2 separate regions of the Homo sapiens genome follow, and region 2 is linked to region 1. Evidence: read pairs that join two places in POLR2A ChIA-PET (ENCODE). Cell type or tissue: B cell. All regions are shown on one strand. Each heading gives the region's core, and the rest is flanking DNA. Links, peaks and the distances in the headings are about the cores only.

What was found. ChIA-PET counts read pairs that join two places held together with the same protein. Peaks named below come from ENCODE experiments on the same cell type or tissue, not always from the same donor. Only the 100,000 strongest peaks of a DNase experiment are listed, where the experiment ranks them.
Region 2: POLR2A ChIA-PET joins it to region 1 with 13 read pairs; 12 of 35 experiments call an interaction of 5 or more read pairs at or near these places.

The regions. Positions count from the first base shown.
Region 1 is chr16:75,745,313-75,754,342 of GRCh38, reverse strand. No RefSeq gene overlaps it. Among named protein-coding and RNA genes, the nearest start is that of CPHXL, 23 kb to the right of the region's middle. In B cell, for the core only: no CTCF peak of the experiment used is centred there; no DNase peak of the experiment used is centred there; H3K27me3 peaks cover 686 bases.
Region 2 is chr16:75,651,986-75,661,015 of GRCh38, reverse strand. It overlaps TERF2IP (TERF2 interacting protein), which reads right to left. Exons shown (of 3, transcript NM_018975.4): 2 at 6,619-6,743; 3 at 3,584-4,809. The coding sequence ends at 4,405. CPHXL2 (cytoplasmic polyadenylated homeobox like 2) reads left to right here. Exons shown (of 3, transcript NM_001395862.1): 3 at 1-789. The coding sequence ends at 762. Among named protein-coding and RNA genes, the nearest start is that of TERF2IP, 8.7 kb to the right of the region's middle. In B cell, for the core only: no CTCF peak of the experiment used is centred there; no DNase peak of the experiment used is centred there; H3K4me3 peaks cover 214 bases; H3K27ac peaks cover 1,929 bases.

The DNA of each region.
Region 1 (9,030 bases), core at 471-8,470:
CTTCCCATATGGTTAATCTCTACTACAGGAATTACATTCAAACATGAGGAAGCTGGCTTTCAAACAAGCTCTGAATCACACAACTTGGAGAAGTGGTTGACAGCTCAGGTGCGGAGCCAGATGCCTGGGAACTAGTCTCATTCTGCACCTTACCTGCTGTGTACCTTGGACCTGTTACCTAATTAACATTTGGGTTCCTTGACTTTCTCATCTCTAAAATAAATGAAAGTCGTACAGGCTAAATGAAATGAATTCATTTTAAACTCTTAGCACATGTTAAACCCTGTGTGATTTGCTGTTTTTAGCATCATATTCTTTTTTATTGATTGATTGATATGGAGTTTCGCTCTTGTTGCCCAGGTGAGAGTGCAATGCCGCAATCTCGGCTCACTGCAACCTTTGGCTCACTGCAACCTCCGCCTCCTGGGTTCAAGTGATTCTCCTGCCTCAGCCTCCCAAGTAGCTGGAATTACAGGCATGCACCACCACAGCTGGCTAATTTTGTATTTTTTAGTGGAGACGGGGTTTCTCCAGGTTGGTCAGGCTGGTCTTGAACTCCCGACCTCAGGTGATCCTTCCACCTCGGCCTCCCAAAGTGCTGGGATTACAGGCATGAGCCACCACGCCCAGCCAGCATCATATTCTAAGGTGATGATAAACTTGGCATTGAATCCAGGACCTCTGCTCCCACATCTTTTTCACTTTCCATGATCTGAAAATTTGCTGTTCTTTAAGCTGTGTTCACCTGGTACACTGTTTGGAAACATGGAGATTATGAGGGACTTTCATGGTGAGAAATTGTAAATATCATTCGCTTGAAGAAGGGTCCCTAGTGATTGTGAGTATGCATCTGCTTTGACCAGTTGTGTGCAGGTTGGAAGCATAGACCATGCCTTTCAAGGGGCAGATCCAAGCCCCAGTGGGCACAGGGGAAGGGAAGGGCTCAGCGGGAAGTCTTGAACGCCAGATGGCAAAAACACCCCCAGGGCTCTGGAAAATTAAGGGTAAAGGGGCATTTCAGGCTCACTGTGAGTGATAAAGAAATGCAGGCAAAGTCACTAATTCGTGCAACCCCAATTAGAACGCCAAGGGCATACTTTCTGGGTATTGGCAAAACGTGGAGCTCACTGTCAGAATAAATGGGAGGGTATAATTAAGGGAATGTTGGAAATAAAGAAAAATTCAGGGCTTCTCTGGAATAACAGCTGAAACCCAGTGAGTGCTCAAATCCAGTAACTCATGTCACCACCGTCTGAGTATCATATAATGCCATCATTTGACTCTGAGCCTCTTTTAGTGTTCAGAATGCAGTGATTTTTTCTGCCTCACAACTGGCCATGGGAATGCTGCAGAACTTTACAGAGACAACTCACTGCTCGGTGTGGGAACTTGATAGGATTATAATTTTCAGATGATGCTCTGTAACTGTAGATTTTTTCGATGTGACTTATTTGTGCTTCCATATTATTACATTCGTAGAGAGTAGCAGAGTGACAGTATTTTGTGGTTGCTAAGAAGTCCATGAAAAGAGTCCAGAAACAGAATTTTATTTTGTCTTTCTTCTAAAATGATTTAGACTTTCTTCCCTCTTCTGCTATGTATCATGGCTAGTATTTCAGTAGGGACAGGATTTTGGTTGACTCCCTTTAACAAGGCCCTATAACAAGAACCTTAGAAAGAATTTTACATGAGTAGTTTCACAACTAGAAAGATTTGGAATGCATGGCTCTGTTCATTCATTGCGATTCACCTTAGGATTGAGGTGAAATTAGCACCTAGATTACAGTGGGATTGGAAGTCAAGAAAGGAAGCTTGTTCAGTGAAAACTACATACTATTGTAGCCATTCCTGGTGCATTTGGCTCCAATTCGAGGCTACGAAGCTGCAGCCTAGAGGTCACTTTGAACTTGCGCATAGCAGTGCTGAATCTGCAACTGCCCCAGTGTGTCCCGCATGCATACACACGGTGCTCCTATGGACCTTACTCAGCAGTGGCTCTTGATCAGCACATTATGGATCCATGCCCCACACACCATGAACACACCCCACAGTGCCATGTTTCCCATCCGGTTGGGCCTGAGGAGGGCTGCAGCCCCTGTTGTAGTTTGGAGAGGATCTTCCTTCTTGATGGCCCGCTAGTCGGTGTTGAAGTCCTCCAAGCTGCAGCTCCTAAGGGACAACAGTGTAGATGAGCCATGTAGACACCTCTGAATGTTGAAACTTGGTGTATTAGTCAGGGTTCTTCAGAGAGACTGAACCAGTAGGGTGGATGGATGGATGGATTGATTGAGGAGAGAGAGGATATTTGTTAGGGCAATTGGGTAATATGATTATGGAGGCTGAGAAATCCCATGACAGGTCGTCTGTAAGCTGGGGACCCTGGAATACTCCAGGAAGCTCAGTCCAAGCCCAAAGGCCTCAGAACCAGAGAAGCTAATGGTGTAGCTCTCAGTCCAAAGCCAAAGACCTGAGAACCCATGGCGTCACTGGCATAAGTCCTGGAGTTCAAAGGCTGGGGAGCCTGGAGTTCAGATATCTGAGGCAGGAAAGGAAATAAAATAAGTGGAGAGAGAGATCAACTCTTCTTTTCTCTGTTTTTGGTCTACTGGGGTCCCCATCCTATTGGATGGTGCCTGCCTACACTGAGGGCAAGTCTTCCCCCACTTAATTCACTCAGACACATATGCTAATCTCTTCTGGAAACACCCTCACTTTAGGTATTCCTTCATCCAGTCAAGTTGACACCTAAAATTAACCATCACACACTAGGGATGGAGGACATGGCTTTGCGGCCTCACAACCTTTTTTCTAAGGAGGCCTGGTCCCTTATATTGGGAAATGAACTTTAGAAACCAACAAGCGAGTACCAGCTGTGCTCATTACTACTGAGGTGTCATTGTTTCCAGAACTTTTTAATAGACAAAGCTATTAAATAAACACACACACACACACACACACACATATACACACATTATGAATTCGTACTAATAACCCTAATTCCAGTCAATACCCTGGGACTGGTGCTCTCTTCCCTCTTTCATATCTGTATCTTCTTTTTCCAATAAAGGGGCCCTATTTCCCAACAACTGGAATATATTTAATCATGCACTAATTTATATAATACATATAAAAGACATTTCAGTGGCTCACATCTGTAATACCAGCACTTTGGGAGGCCAAGGTGGGCAGATCACAACGTCAGGAGTTTGAGACCAGCCTGGCCAACATTGTGAAACCCCGTCTCTACTAAAAATACAAAAATTAGCCAGGCATGGTGGCGGGCACCTGTAATCCCACCTATTTGGGAGGCTGATGCAGGAGAATCGCTTGAACCCACGAGGTGGAGGTTGCAGTGAGCCGAGATCATGCCATTGTACTCCAGCCTGAGCGACAAAAGTAAGACTTAATCTCAAAAAACAAAAACAAAACAAAAAAAACACTTCAGAATTGCTACATTCATACCCCTTCAAAAAACACATCTATCAAGTGTCCTTAGGAATTCTTGAGGTTTTTTTTTTTTTTCATTCAAGAAACATTAATGATTTACCAAGAACCAGGCGCTGTAAGAGGTGTCTGCTTTATCTCATGACACTCAGGTAAACACTGAAGTCATTATTTTTATTGCACAGATAGGAAAGCAGGCTGGGAGAGGTGAAATTAAGTCCTGTGGCCCTGAGTAGGCAGTAACAGCATTCATAATGTCAGACTCAGATCTCGTAACTGTAAATAGCATCCTCACCACTCTTCCCCGGCTGCCCTCTCTGTTAGCTTCCCAGCAGGGGCTTCAGAAAGCTGAAGGAAAGCAGCCTCAAATTGGACTTCATAAAAGGCTGCATTGTGATGGTTTTCTTAGAAGCCAGGGTTTGGCTTTACAGTGTTAGAAATTCAATATCTGACCATTCCACTTGTCCAGGGTGACCAAATGCTAGAAACAGTCATTCTTCCTCTGTTGTAGCCAGGTGCACGCATATCAAAGATTAGGCACCAGAAAATGAACATTAATTACCAAAGTGTGGCTTGCAGGGCACAAGACCCAAACAAAAAAAAGGTTGGTTGATCTTGAGGAATGTGGGATCTGGACTATTCTGGAGCCTGTTGGTTGATTCCTGTTGCCCAAGAAAAACCCTCTCCAATAACTTTTCAATAACTAGACACTTACTTACAATGGTCAGGTTTCATCTCTGCCTGCCTGAGACAGCTCCAGAGGACACACCACACCAAATTCTGTTCTTTGTCTACTCCTCCTTTTATTACCAGGGCAGCCCTGGAGATATAGCTGAGAAAGCTTATTATTTTCTTAAACAATAGATAGCTAAGAAAGCTCATTATTTTTTCTTAAACATGTTTTTTTTTTCTATTCTCTTTATTTATAGGTGTGTTTGCTTAAAAGAACTCCAGATGCCCCAGGGGGCTGCAGGAGCTTCAGGACCCTTCCCCAGTTACCAAAGGACAATAAATCAGCTCAAGGCTGGGGCAAACTGGAACCAGCAACTGCTTGTTACCTTTAGATCATTAACATGTCCTCATAATACTAAACTCCCCACCCACAGGAGAAAATCACCACCATTTTCTGAATGTACCTGGTATGAAAAGGCATGTTTATGAGATGCACCTTCATGTCTGGGGTTCCTCTCTTCACATGATTACATACCTCCCCACCCCACATCTAACTCCTCACAATTCCCCAGCTTCCCATCTCTAGTGGAGAAGCTGTTTTTATTTTATTGATTGATTGATTGATTGATTGAGACGGAGTCCCACTCTGTCACCCAGACTGGAGTATAGTGGCACACCTCAGCTCACTGCAACCTCCACCTCCCGGGTTCAAGTGACTCTCATGCCTCAGCCTCCCGAGTAGCTGGGATTACAGGCACCCGCCACCACACCTGGTCTGTTTTTTTTTTTTTTTTTTTTTTGGCAGAGAGGGGGTTTCCCCATGTTGGCCAGGCTGGTCTCGAACTCCTGACCTCAGGTGATCCGCTCGCTTCGGCCTCCCAAAGTGCTTGGATTACAAGTGTGAGCCACTGCACCCAGCCGGAGAAGCTGTCTTTAGAGCAAAAGCTCTCTCCTTCTCCATTCTCCAATAGGAATAAAATCTACTTGCCTTTACCCAACCTCTCCCGCAATTGAATGTTCTTTCTTTGCAACAGATACTGAGTAGGGAAAGAACTCAGTTTATCAATGACATTTTCCCTTCCTCTTTCTCCTTTTTGGCCATCCTTCCTCCTTCCCTTTCCTTTTTTTCCTCTTCCTCATTCTTTTTAGATTCCATGGTGGCTATGTCACTTCTGTTTGTATTTGTCCCTTCCAGATTTTTTAAAACAGATTTTTTCCTAATCTTAAATTCTGGAGAGGCTCATTAATACACACTGACTTGTGACACCTGAGAAACATTCTAATTTATGTTAGCGATGAGCAGGGATTTCAAGGGAAGAGAGTGTAACTGCCCAATGGGTTCACCTTGCCTGCTGCCTAGATAGAGCTAATTTATGAAGATGGGGGAATTGCAACAGAGAAAGAGTAATTCACGCACAGCCGGCTGTGTGGGAGACCATAGTTTTATTATTACTCAAATCTGTCTCCCTGAGCTTTGGAGATCAAAATTTTTAAGGATAATTTGGTAGAGGGGCAGGGCACCAGTGAGCTAGGAGTGCTGATTGGTCAGGTCAGAGATGGAATCATAGGCAGTCAAAGCTGTCTTACACTGAGTCAGTTCCCGGGTGGTGGCCACAAAATCAGATGAGCCTGTTTATCGATCTGGGTGATGCCACCTGATGCATCAAGTACAGGGTCTGCAAAATATCTCAAGCGCTTTTCTTGACTGTACAATACTGATGTTATTCCCAAAAGCAACTTGGGAAGGGTCAGAATCTTATAGCCTCCAGCTGCATGACTCCTAAACCATAATTTCTAATATTGTGGCTAATTCGTTAGTCCTACGAAGGCAATCTAGTCCTCAGGCAAGACAGAGGTTTGTTTTGAGAAAGAGCTGTTATCTTCTTTGTTTTAAACTGAGTTTCTCCCAGTGTTAGTTTGGCCTATGCCCAGGAATGAACAAGCACAGCGTGGAGGTTACAAGCAAGATGGAGTTGGTTAGGTCACATCTCTTTTGCTGTCTTAGTTATAATTTTGCAATGGCTGTGTCAAGAGTAGTGTCTCTTGATTGGGTGTCCTCTACTTTTTCTGATCCATATTTCTTATCTTCAGTTAAATGATATCTTTCATTATTCTTGAAGGATATATAATAATTTCTCAGGGAATTCTGGTAGGAGGGGTGAAATTGGTCACTTGTAATTAGAAGTAGTAGTGGGAGAAAGAAGATTGACAGTGGAAGAGGCATGGTACAAATATCTCCTAAATTAGCTCTTGTGAATGGAGAAGGGAATATTTATAATTTCTAGTAAGAGTGTAGCTGAACCCAGATTTGGCCACCCACTGCTGGAAAATTCAGATAACAAGCACCAGGATGGTAAAAAGAATGTGACTTTTATTTCAAAACCTAGCTGAACGGAAGCAGTACAGACTCCTGCCTTAAAGGAACTGCTTCAGCTTTCTGGACAGAAAGCAGGGGCTTTAAAGGGGGATTTGGTGTGAATGGCATGCAGGGTAGGGGACAAGGAGATGCGGGGTCTACATGACTTGCTTTAATGTCTTATCTATCAGATGGTCTGGCTGATGCCATCGTGGGCAGAGCTAGGTTGTAAATTGACCATTGTCTCGAGTCAATCTGCTGGGGGCAGGGGAGAGTCACAGAGAGTGTCTGGTTTGGTTCAACATTTGGTCCTCAGAATTTCTAAGCAAACATATAATTAGATAAACATGCCATGCAGGGAGTGCCTGGTAGAGAGAAGGTAAAGGTTATAATTGCATCCCTAAAGAACTAACAGGTGAACACACAGGGAAAAAGAGAAAACATAAAAATAATTTTTGGGAAAATGGAGGCTGGTCACAGTGGCTCACGCCTGTAATCCCAGGACTTTGGGAGGCTGAGGTGAGGAAATCACCTGAGGTCAGGAGTTCGAAACCAGCCTGGCTAACATGACAAAACCCTGTCTCTACTAAAATACAAAAATTAGCTGGGCATGGTGGCGGGTGCCTGTAATCCCAGCTACTTGAGAGGCTGAGGCAGGAGAATCCCTTGAACCTGGGAGGCAGAGGTTGCAGTGAGCCGAGATCATAGCATTCCACTCCAGCCTGGGTAACAGAGTGAGACTCTGTCTTAAAAAAAAAAAGAAAAGAAAGAAAAGAAAAAAAAGACAGAAAAAGAAAAAGAAAAATTGGGTACTCGGTTACAACTCCTTACTGTCAAATTCCATTCAATTGCTATGGGATTTGGGTGTCATATTCATTTTGACTACTTTCTGCTGAAAGGGGGTATAGCTATAGGGCATCGAAATGGAATCTGCTTGCCTGGAGTTGGAAATATTCTCAAGCTTACAGCAGAATCTTGCTGAAGCATTATGGTGAGGGGACCCAAGGGTTTCTGTGGACATTTGTCTTGCATCCCCATACAGAGTGTATAACAGCAATAAAAGCCACAGAAGCTGGACAGGTCACTGTGCAGAATATAAATTATATAATAGATATAAGTCTTCCTTGCACTAGGAAGCCGACTACATAATAGGGTCCTGATAGGGGGCATCTGTAACAGAAATATAGAAATCTATTGCATGCATAGCTTGAGTTATAATGTGAGAATAATATGGTATTATATATAATACTCAGCCTTAATTAATGCACAAGTACTGCCCTGGGCGGCAGTCAGGCTATCTAAAGCCCTATGACTTAACAACATTATGGGATTAGACATGGCATTAGTTTGCTTGTGCATGTCTTGTAGGACTGAGGATATGTTTCTGGAGTCATCTGGGAAGTACACACAGCATTTAGTCTTAATTATAGTGCACGGTCCCAACTGTAAATTGTACCCTGAGTTCCTGGGGGGATATGACAACAGGTTGATTAAATATACATATTTAACAAGTTATAGGAGAAGTTATAAATATTCATGAAGGTGGTCCTGACACATGTGTATTGAACAAATATAACATATGACTCATGTTTATTTTGGGATTGAGACTTACTATTTAAACGTATTTCTATTAGGCCTTTTATGTCAAAAAGGCTTTTCAGGACATAAAGGCATGCAGGTGTGACTTTTCTGTAAACTAGACAGAACTGGTCCATGGTCAGTGGTCTTTTATCAGGAGAAAGTTACTGACATTAGTTCCTTGTCTAACTAAAGCCGTACTTATGGCTGGAGGAACAGGGGCTGAGAATTAGTCATCTTATTTTAAGGCCAGTACTTATTTGACTGCTAGAGAAGAGAAAGTTTGTGGCAACTGTAAACATAGTTTACTTTTTTAAGGGTAGGAGTGTGTGACTTCCCCTTGCCTAGCATGGTCTTAGGTCTTGTTTATAATGTGGTATTTTATTGTTCTAAAGAGTCTGTTTTGCAGCCTTGTAGTTTTTATTTCAATATTAATGCTAATCAGCTGTGCCTGAATTCAAAAAAGTGAGGGAAGGTTTAGCAAGGAGTGTCTGACCATCCCCCACACCACCATCACTTCTCATCATGGCCTGAACTAGTTTTTCAAGTTTTTTAGGTGGGGAGGTTCCCCTTTGGCCAAGAAGGAGTTAAGGCAAACTAAAAATGGCCTGAGAAGAACTCCATACTTCTATATTTGAGTCCTTGTGAAGGAACTGTAACCTAACTTAATAGTTAGACAAGATTGAAAACCTAACTTAGGAGTATGCATCTGTAACAGTAGATGAGTCTTGGCCAATCCCAGCAGCCATACTTCAACCACTCATACGCTGCTGAGTGTTCAAACTGTGTTCAAATAATTCAAATGCCAACCTGTAACCAATCCAGCTGTTTCTGTATCTCACTTCCAATTTCTGTGTGTCACTTCCCTTTTTTTGTCTGTAAATTTCTTCTGACCATAAGGCATCCCTGGAGTCTCTCAGAATTTGCTATAATTGTAGGGCTGCCTGATTCACAAATCATTCATTGCTCAATTAAACTCC
Region 2 (9,030 bases), core at 1,031-9,030, 94 kb after region 1:
ATGGGCTACAATTGCTTCTCTTTGGAGAACCAAGAGACTCCCAGTCAACAGGTGGGCTCCATGTGCTCTTCTCTGGAGAAACAAGGGATTCCCAGTCAACAGGTGGGTTCCCAGTGCTCCTATCTGGTCGCAGGTACTGAAAAGCATCCAGGCTATGCTTTGGAGTATGGAGGTGACACAGGAAGTGAGCATTCTACTGCCTATCGTTTTCTCAGCTACAACTCTGCAGAATGCCTTCATCCTCCCCCATCTTCTGTGCCATATTTTCATGGAGAAAGGACTGAAACCAGGGAAAGCCAGCATGCAAGTCCCTTCCTTTTGGATTACGCTCAAGGTGCTTACGGGGTGAAGAAAGACCATTGTCTTTGCTCATTCTGTCTCTCACTGCTGCAAGAACAGCAGCAGAATGATTGGCAGTATCACCCACAGCAGCACCAACAGCCTCAGAATTACTCAGAGGGGATGATGTTGCAGGAACAGCTGCCAATGGACTCGGGTCCTTGGGATCTAGAGAAGCAGTGGCCCTCGGCTCAGTCACAGCTGCAGAGTCAACTGCCTCAGAATAATGGAAAGCCGTTGTGCTCTCAACTGCAGCACGTGCCTCCCCAAATAGCTGCCAACTCACCCCTGCTGCCTCTGGGGCAAGATATGCAGGTAGGGGCTTCAAGCAACTCAGGACTCAAATGCAGCAGTTTTAGGTTGAGGGGTCTACACGGGCCTGCCACAGGAACCCAAGGATGCAGCTTTGCAAAGTATTGCTAAGTATCACAGAACCATAGCCACAGGTCAAGCCCACAGTAACCCACACAGCAGGCCAAAGCAAAGCCGTCTCCAGAAGCCTCCACATAAAAAATAAAAATAAAAATAAGTAAATAAATAAATAAAAATAAATTTTTTTAAAAAAGCCAGATGAGGTGAGGTTGTTTGAGCCTAAGGGTTCATGACGAGAGCCTGGGCAACGTGGTGAGACCCCATCTCTAAAAAAAAAAAAAAACTTTTAAAAAAAATTAGCTGTGTGTGATAGTGAGCTCCTGTGGTACCAGCTACTCAGGAAGCTGGTTCAGGAGGATCACTTGAGCCCAGGAGTTCAAGACCAGCCTGGGAAACATTTCTCAAAAAAAAAAAAAAAAAAACATTTAAGCCAGGCACAATGGCATGTGCCTGTAGTCCCATTTAACTGGGAGGCTGAGATGGAAGTATCACTTGAGCCCGGGAGGTGGAGGCTGCAGTGAGCTGTGATGGTTCCACTATATTCCGGCCTGAGTGACTGAGTGAGATCCTGTCTCAAAAAAAAAGTCTTCAGGAAAGCCCCATGAGCTGTTGGTTCCTTCTTGTAGAGAAGCAGTGTCCACATGCATTATAGCTCCTGAGCTCCTGACCATATACTTTATGGTGGCCTGCAGAAGCTTGACTCCACAGAGTATGGATTGAAAAACCAACAAATGCTGGGCGGGGTGGCTTAGCTGGGTGTGGTGGCTCACACCTGTAATCCTAGCACTTTGGGAGGCCAAGGCAGGTGGATCACATGAGATCAGGAGACTAACCTGGTCAACATGTCAAAACCTGGTCTCCACAAAAAATTCAAAAAATTAGCCAAGCATAGTGGTGTGCGTCTGTGGTCCCAGCTACTCGGAGGCTGAGGCACACAAATGGCTGAACCCAGGAGGAAGAGGCTGCAGTGAGCCAAGATCGCACCACTGCACTCCAGCCTAGGCAACAGAGTGAGACTCTGTCTTAAAAAAAAAAGAAAAAAATATATATATACATAACAAAATAATCATATATATGGAGGGAAAGAGCATGTAAAGGTAATTATGTCATTATAAAAAACACTATAAATGCACTTTTTTCTCAACTGATTTTTTGAAAACTGCATAAAAGTATGTGTATATAATGTATAAGTTGATCCTGTAACACAGAAGTTTAATGTATGTATTTTGACAATAACAGAAGGAGGTACATGATCACAGATGCTAATAAAAATGGTCATAGCTGCTGAAGTAATCCTTATAATAATGTATTGTTGGATTTGTAATATTAATAGATGTAATATATATACCCCAAAACCAGGAGAAAGAGAAATAGTCATATAGGAGTAACATCTATGTATATTTCACTGGACTTAAGCTAATATAAATCTGAAACTAATTCTGATCAGATGTGTATGGCAAACCCTAGAGATGTGTATGGCATGTGTATGGCCCTAGATGTGTATGGCAAAACTTCTAATCACTCAAAATATACAGCAAAAATTAAAGAAAATGTTGGCCAGGCATAGTGGCTTATGCCTGTCATCCCAGCACTTTGAGAGGCCAAGGCAGGGACAACACTTGAGCCCAGGAGTTTGAGGCTGCAGTGAGCTATGATAGTGCCACTGCATTCCAGCCTGGGTGACAGAGAGATACCCTGTCTCTAAAAAAGAAAAATAAAATGCTATTTAATATATTAGAAACTACTCATTAAATGCAAAAGAAATCAGTAAATATCATGCTGGCCATCTTTTCAAATACTCCACTTACAATGGTCCCAGCATAATTGGGGTGGCCCCCAAAGCTGAGGATTGGGTCTTCCCACAGTTCTGCAGGACCAGGTGACACGACAGTGAACAACCACACCATCAAGACTGTCTCAGCCTTCTGCACCAATCCTGAACCCCATTCCTGCAGACCCTGGGCCAGGACCTAAACCAAAGCTGCAGCTCGCTGGGGCAACATTGATTGCCCAAGGTGAGGACTAAGCACAGATAGCCTAGTGGCCCTGGTGCAGAACCAGGATTGGCTGCTGAATTCTGAAAACCAGGACTTGGTTCAACATTTACATTTGATAGATGCCTTGATTCCCATTTTGTGTTTGTGAAAAGTGTATGTGTTTACTTTTGCTGTAAAACATAATCACTAATAATATGCAATAAATATTTTCTTGAAGGAAAAAAAAAGAGGAGAACAAGCATTTGAGTACAAATGATGATTCCAGGATGCACTGTAGGGAAGTGGGAATGAGATAAGAGAAGGAAGCCTATGCAGGATGCATTCATAAGTAGATTCCCACTGTGGGCAACTATGTTTACTACTACTGGGGACCTCTAAAAGATGGCATGGAAACCATTATCCCACTCGAAGGATAACTTTCAAATATCCAGTTGTATAACTTCTCTGGTCCGCAGGGAAGCTGGGTAGGCACCCTCGAATTCCCATACAGGGGCATTAACTCCATAGCACTTCAAGCAGAGAGCCTCAAGCAGGTGCTTATTGCAGGATTCCTGATAGTGGCACATGCTAGAGAATGATGTGTGCCCAGGGAATATGGATGAGGTCCTGACACCTTCTGCTACCCACCTGCTGGTCCCTGATTGGTTTCTCTCCCCTTTGGCTTTCAGCAGTTCAGCTTATTTTGCCACTTCTCACAGTCCTTGATGCAGTTCTTCTCTTTGCTCCATCCAGAAGAACTAGTATCTTTCCAATGGCCTATTCATTCTAAAATGGAACCACTTTATTGGTTGTAATTAACAACAACTGTTAGTTCCTTTGTGGTTTTTATACCTAAAAAGTTTTGCATATACAATCAAAACACTTATTGACGAGACTCGAATACAAAGTTATATTTATTTTCAACAATGAAAACAACACAACAAAGTGGAGTCAATCCACTAATTTTTTAAATCTAACACAATGCTTAGCACAAACAATACTCAATAAATAACACATTAACCAAGTAACATTATTCTTAACACTCTCTAGAGTTGTGTGCGCGTTTTAAGGAAAACTGAGGGGTAGGTAAAGAAAGACATCCGGCAGACTTGACTGAGAAGGGCTCCAAAAAAAGAACAGCCAAAGAGCAGGGTACCCAAATACTAAGTTAGCAAAATGAATACAGCATTTTCAAAGCAGTCTAGAAATCAGAGCTCACTGGGGGAAATGACAAGGGTTTGGGGATAATCCGTGTTCAAGGCCTCATAATTAAATCTTCTCCTATTTCTAGATTCTTTATTTGGAATCTATCCCAATCTAAAGGAGCTTCTGCCAAAGGACAGGAGATTACTTATGCTGCCTGAAATGGCCTATGCCTCCTAAATTTCCTTTCACTTTGTCACTACTATAGCAAGGGTTCCATTCCAACAATGGATTACTACTATGTAGACCAACTCCTGTCTGATTTAGATCTTCCTTTCATAAACACATTGATACTTGTTCAAGGACAGCTGTAAATACATCCAATTTCTTTTCTTTTTATCCCCCTCTACAACTCTGCTTGGCTACAAAAATCTAGGACTCACAGAGCAACAGCAGCGATGGTCAGAAAATAAGTGCCAGTTCCAATGCAAGAACTCTCTAAAGTTCATTGGTCACAATTTTTTTTAACCACCTCACCTACCATGACTTTTTTCTTTTCTCATTATCTTGCCAATTATTTCTTTCGAAATTCAATCCTCCGAGCTACATTCTGAGCACCAAATTTTTTGACCAATGCCTCTCTGGTATCCTCATCATCTTTTTGCAAATCTATGTCATCTTGTCGGGACCAAATGGGATATCCATCAGCTCTCTGACCAGACGCTAAGAAGGCGGAAGTAGCCTCCAGCTCACCACTATTTTTTAGGAAGGCCTGTGTAACTGTTGATAGATCCAAGTTAAACTTCTCCATTAACTGCCGAATGATCTTAATGGCAGCTCCCACCTCTGGTTGAGAAACTTTTTCTTCTTCTTCTTCTTCCTCCTCATCAGGCTGTGTTTCTGAGTCTTCCTCAGGTGTGGGTGGATCATCATCACACATAGTTATATGTATTTCAAAATCAGGAGGGCTCTCATCCACCTAGACAGAATGATGAGTAAAACCAGCTCCTAATCACCAAGTCTTGATTTCTTACAATATCTGGTCTCTTCCAACTATCACCCCCTTGCCCTCTGCATTCCAATCACACTGGACTTCCTTCAGTTCCTCTTAATATGCTGTGTTCCTTCTTACATTTATTCATGTCAGATGTGTATGTATATGTACACGCGTGTGTGTGTGCGCGTGTGTGTGTGCACGTGTGTGTGAGGGGTAGGGGGAGTATATGTGTATATGTGTGTATAATTGACTATAGTATTCCAATAGAATATTAGAAGCTACATTGAATATGAAAAATATATGTATATATAAAGAGAGAGACACATATATGTGCACACATGTTCATTAGATTTGTTAAATGTTTGACTTCACTCTCAAGACTGTAAGCTCCTAAGGGCAGGAATTGTATGTTTTGTTCATCACCACATCTCCAATACCCACCAATGCCTATACATAGTAAGTACTCAAAAAGCACTGCTGTATGAATGTATTAGGGCTTCCAAGCTATACTGGTTAGACAGATTACAAAGCATGCTATATGAGAAGAGGCCTAGGTAGGTCATGTTTGAGAGCTGAGTGTTTGAAGTTTATGAAAAATGAACCAAATATCAAATAATAAAACAGACTACAAAAGGCAACAATCCCTAAATCCTGCCAATTCCTGTGCATCCCTTCAATTCCTGTGCATCCCTTCACTCACCAATTACAGAAGCTTTAAATTATTTCCCTTGTTTGGACTGAAGCCTAACCATTTTTCTTTGTTAATATGAATTTTCTTTGTTAGTTCACAAGACGCTTTATCATGGAAAAATATATACATATAATTTGGACCTTTAAAAAACTTATCATTATTGTATGGCTCCTGTCTTTCTCTGTAGCTATTATTAAATATCAGATTCTAACAGAGTAATATAAGCTAGACTGAATATGGAAGAGCTAAAACATTTTTAAAAAGCTCAAAGTACACAAAAAGCTAAATTTGCTTGATAAAAAAAATTACTATAAGTAGCTGGGCATGATGGCACATGCCTGTAATCCCAGTTACCCAGGAGGCTGAGGCAGAAGAATTGCTGGAACCTGGGAGGTGGAGGCTACAGTGAGCTGAGATGGCACCACTGCACTCCAGCCTGGGTGACAGAGTGAGACTCCACCTCAAAAAAATACAAAAAGCGGTGGCTCACGCCTGTAATCCCAGCACTTTGGGAGGCCAAGGCGGGCGGATCACGAGGTCAGGAGATCGAGGCCATCCTGGCTAACACAGTGAAACCCCGTCTCTACTAAAAATACAAATAATTAGCCAGGCATGGTGGTGGGCGCCTGTAGTCCCAGCTACTCGGGAGGCTGAGGCAGGAGAATGGTGTGAACCCAGGAGGCGGAGCTTGCAGTGAGCCAAGATCGCACCACTGCACTCCAGCCTGGGCGACAGAGCCAGACTCTGGCTCAAAAAAATAGAAAAAACAATTACTATAAACTTTTTGAAAAATATATTGACATTAAAGTACTCAAAGTGGGATGCTTTATACTGTTTATACAACTGTCCCTATTCTACCCAATTTTTCTCCCTTTCCCCCTCAACTTGTCCTGCCAAAAACTAAAAGCTTTGTGAAGCAAAAGCTTCAGGGCAACATGTCTGAAGCCCAGATCAGTCCCATTTTCCATTTTCCCTTTCCATCTTGAACTCCTCTCTCACTTTCCTGAGCCCCAGGTAGATGAAAAAGGTGTACAGGATAACCAGTTTCAAAGAAGAATGAAGGTAGGGAAAAAAATAATGAGTAAATCTAGTTAACATACCACAACCTCCTCAAACTCCCGGGTGGCTTCCACAAGCATCTTTTTGACTGCTTCTTCATTCTCCTGGATTTCTTCCTTCACATACTCTTCTTCAGGCAAATCTGGAGTTCTCTTATTCTGTGGTTCTGTTAAAGAGAAGAACAGCACAGATTAGCAATAGCCTCTTTTACATAAACCAAAAATATATTTGCTGTGTGAGCTCTGGGCCAGGAGTGAGCCTGCACTTTTTTTTTTTTTTTTTTTTTTTTTACTATCAGAAGACATCTGTTCTTGATTCAGAAGGGTAAAAAAAGCCTAGGACGTGCTCATTCACCCATTTCTATGCTTGCTTCTGAAAAGATGTACTATCCAAACAATGATACATTCTTAAACTCTGACATATAAAAATGCTCAAGTTTAATTCATTTTTTGCTTTGTAGTTACAGACTTTGCAAATTAATAAAAATGTGTCATAAATTGGGTTCCTTGGGAAGCAAATTCTGAGATGGAGATGGAAATTTAAAGAATTGGGAAGTGATTTTGGGAAAACCTTTGTGGAAGAGCAGGAGTGGGCAGAGAGAGAAGCTGACTTATCAAAGAGTTTCAACAAGACCTCAGCCAAAACCATGGGCAACTCTGGAGCTAGGAAGGCCCTTCAGAACTGACCAAGCTGGGGCCAAGGAGCAGACTTTGTAACTCTGCAAATATCAGTCACTGGATGGTGGCAGCCCTAAGAAGACAGGAGTTTGGGCAAGGCAGCTCTCCTAGCAGCCAAAGGCAGATCTGGGCCACGTACCACAATCCACCAATATACCATCTACAAAAAGGAGGGCCTCCTAAATTTAAACATCCTGTTCCTTTCCTTTACATTTTGTTCTCTGAAGATTTAACTCTGCTCCTTTTCTACTTACTAAAACATACTACAAAGGGGCAGCAAGAGGGAGTTTTTCGTGATGGAATTGTTCTAAATCCCAATGTGGGTGCTGGTTACAAAAATTTACCTATGTTAAAACACATATAACTGGAAAAGAGTACAGCAGTTCCTCAAAAAATTCAATATAATTTCATGATGACAACCCACAAGGAAAAAGAAAAAATTAAACATAAAATTACCATATGATCCAGCAATTGCATTTCTAGGCATATACCTAAAATAATGGAAAGCAGGGTCTCAAACAGATACTAGTTATACCCATGTTCACAGCAGCATTATTCAAAATAAACAAAAGATGGAAATAAGCCAAATGTCAATTGATACATTAATGGAAAAACAAAATGTAGTATATACATACAATGGAATATTATTCACCTTTAAAAAGGAATCAAATTCTGACACATGCTACAATATGGATGAACTTTGAAGATATTATGTAAAGTGAAATAAGCCAGACACAAAAGGGCAAATATTACATGATTCTACTTGTATGAGGTATCTAGAAATATTGAATTCATAGAAACAGAAGGCGGAATGGTTGTTTCCAGGGGCTAAGAGGAGGGAGAAATGGGGAATTAGTGTTTAATAGGCATGTTTCTGACCCCTAGAAGCAGAAAATAATAAAAGGCATGGAGTTTCAGTTTTAGAAAATGAGTAAGTTCTAGATACAGATGGTGGTGACAGTTGCCCAACAATGTGAATGCACTTAATAATGCCACTGAACAGAACACTTAAAAAACTATCTGAACTGTAAATTTTACGGTATATACATTTTACCACAATAAAAAATAAAGTTTTTAAAATGCATATAATTTTACACCATAAAAAGTTAATTTTACTGTATGTATTTAATAAAATTCTTAAATAGTAACTAAAAGAGGCTTATCTTTGAGAGATACATGCTAAAATAGATAAAATGATATGATGTCTGGCATTTGCTTCAAAACAGTCCAGGAAGTTGGGATGAAAAGTATAGATTTAAAAAATGCCATGAACTAAAATCAGGTGAAGGTGGGTGATGGGTATATGCAGTATAGTTCATTATACTATTCTGTATTTGTAAATGCTTGGAATTCTCCATAATAAAAAGTAAATTACTGTTCATTCACATAATGAAATACAGTGCAATCAATTAGAAAAGAATGAGGAAAAGCTTTGTGCAGACACACAAACACTTCAAGATAAATAATTAAGTTTAAAAAAAGTAAACCACAGATTAAGTTGATGTCTAGTGTGCTAGTATTACTATGAGCAAAGGGGACATGCAACAGACAAGAGACGGTAATAGAGGCTGCCCCTAGGAAAGGACCCAGGGAAAAGGGTATGTAAATAGGGAGACTGCCTTTTCAGTATGTACCCATTTGTACTCTGAGTATATCTACGGGATAAATTCCTAGAACAAAACTGCCATGTTTAAGGGAATATACGTTATAAATGTCATCAGATATTGTCAAAATGCCCCCCAAAGAAATTGTATCAATTTCTATTAACAACGTAGG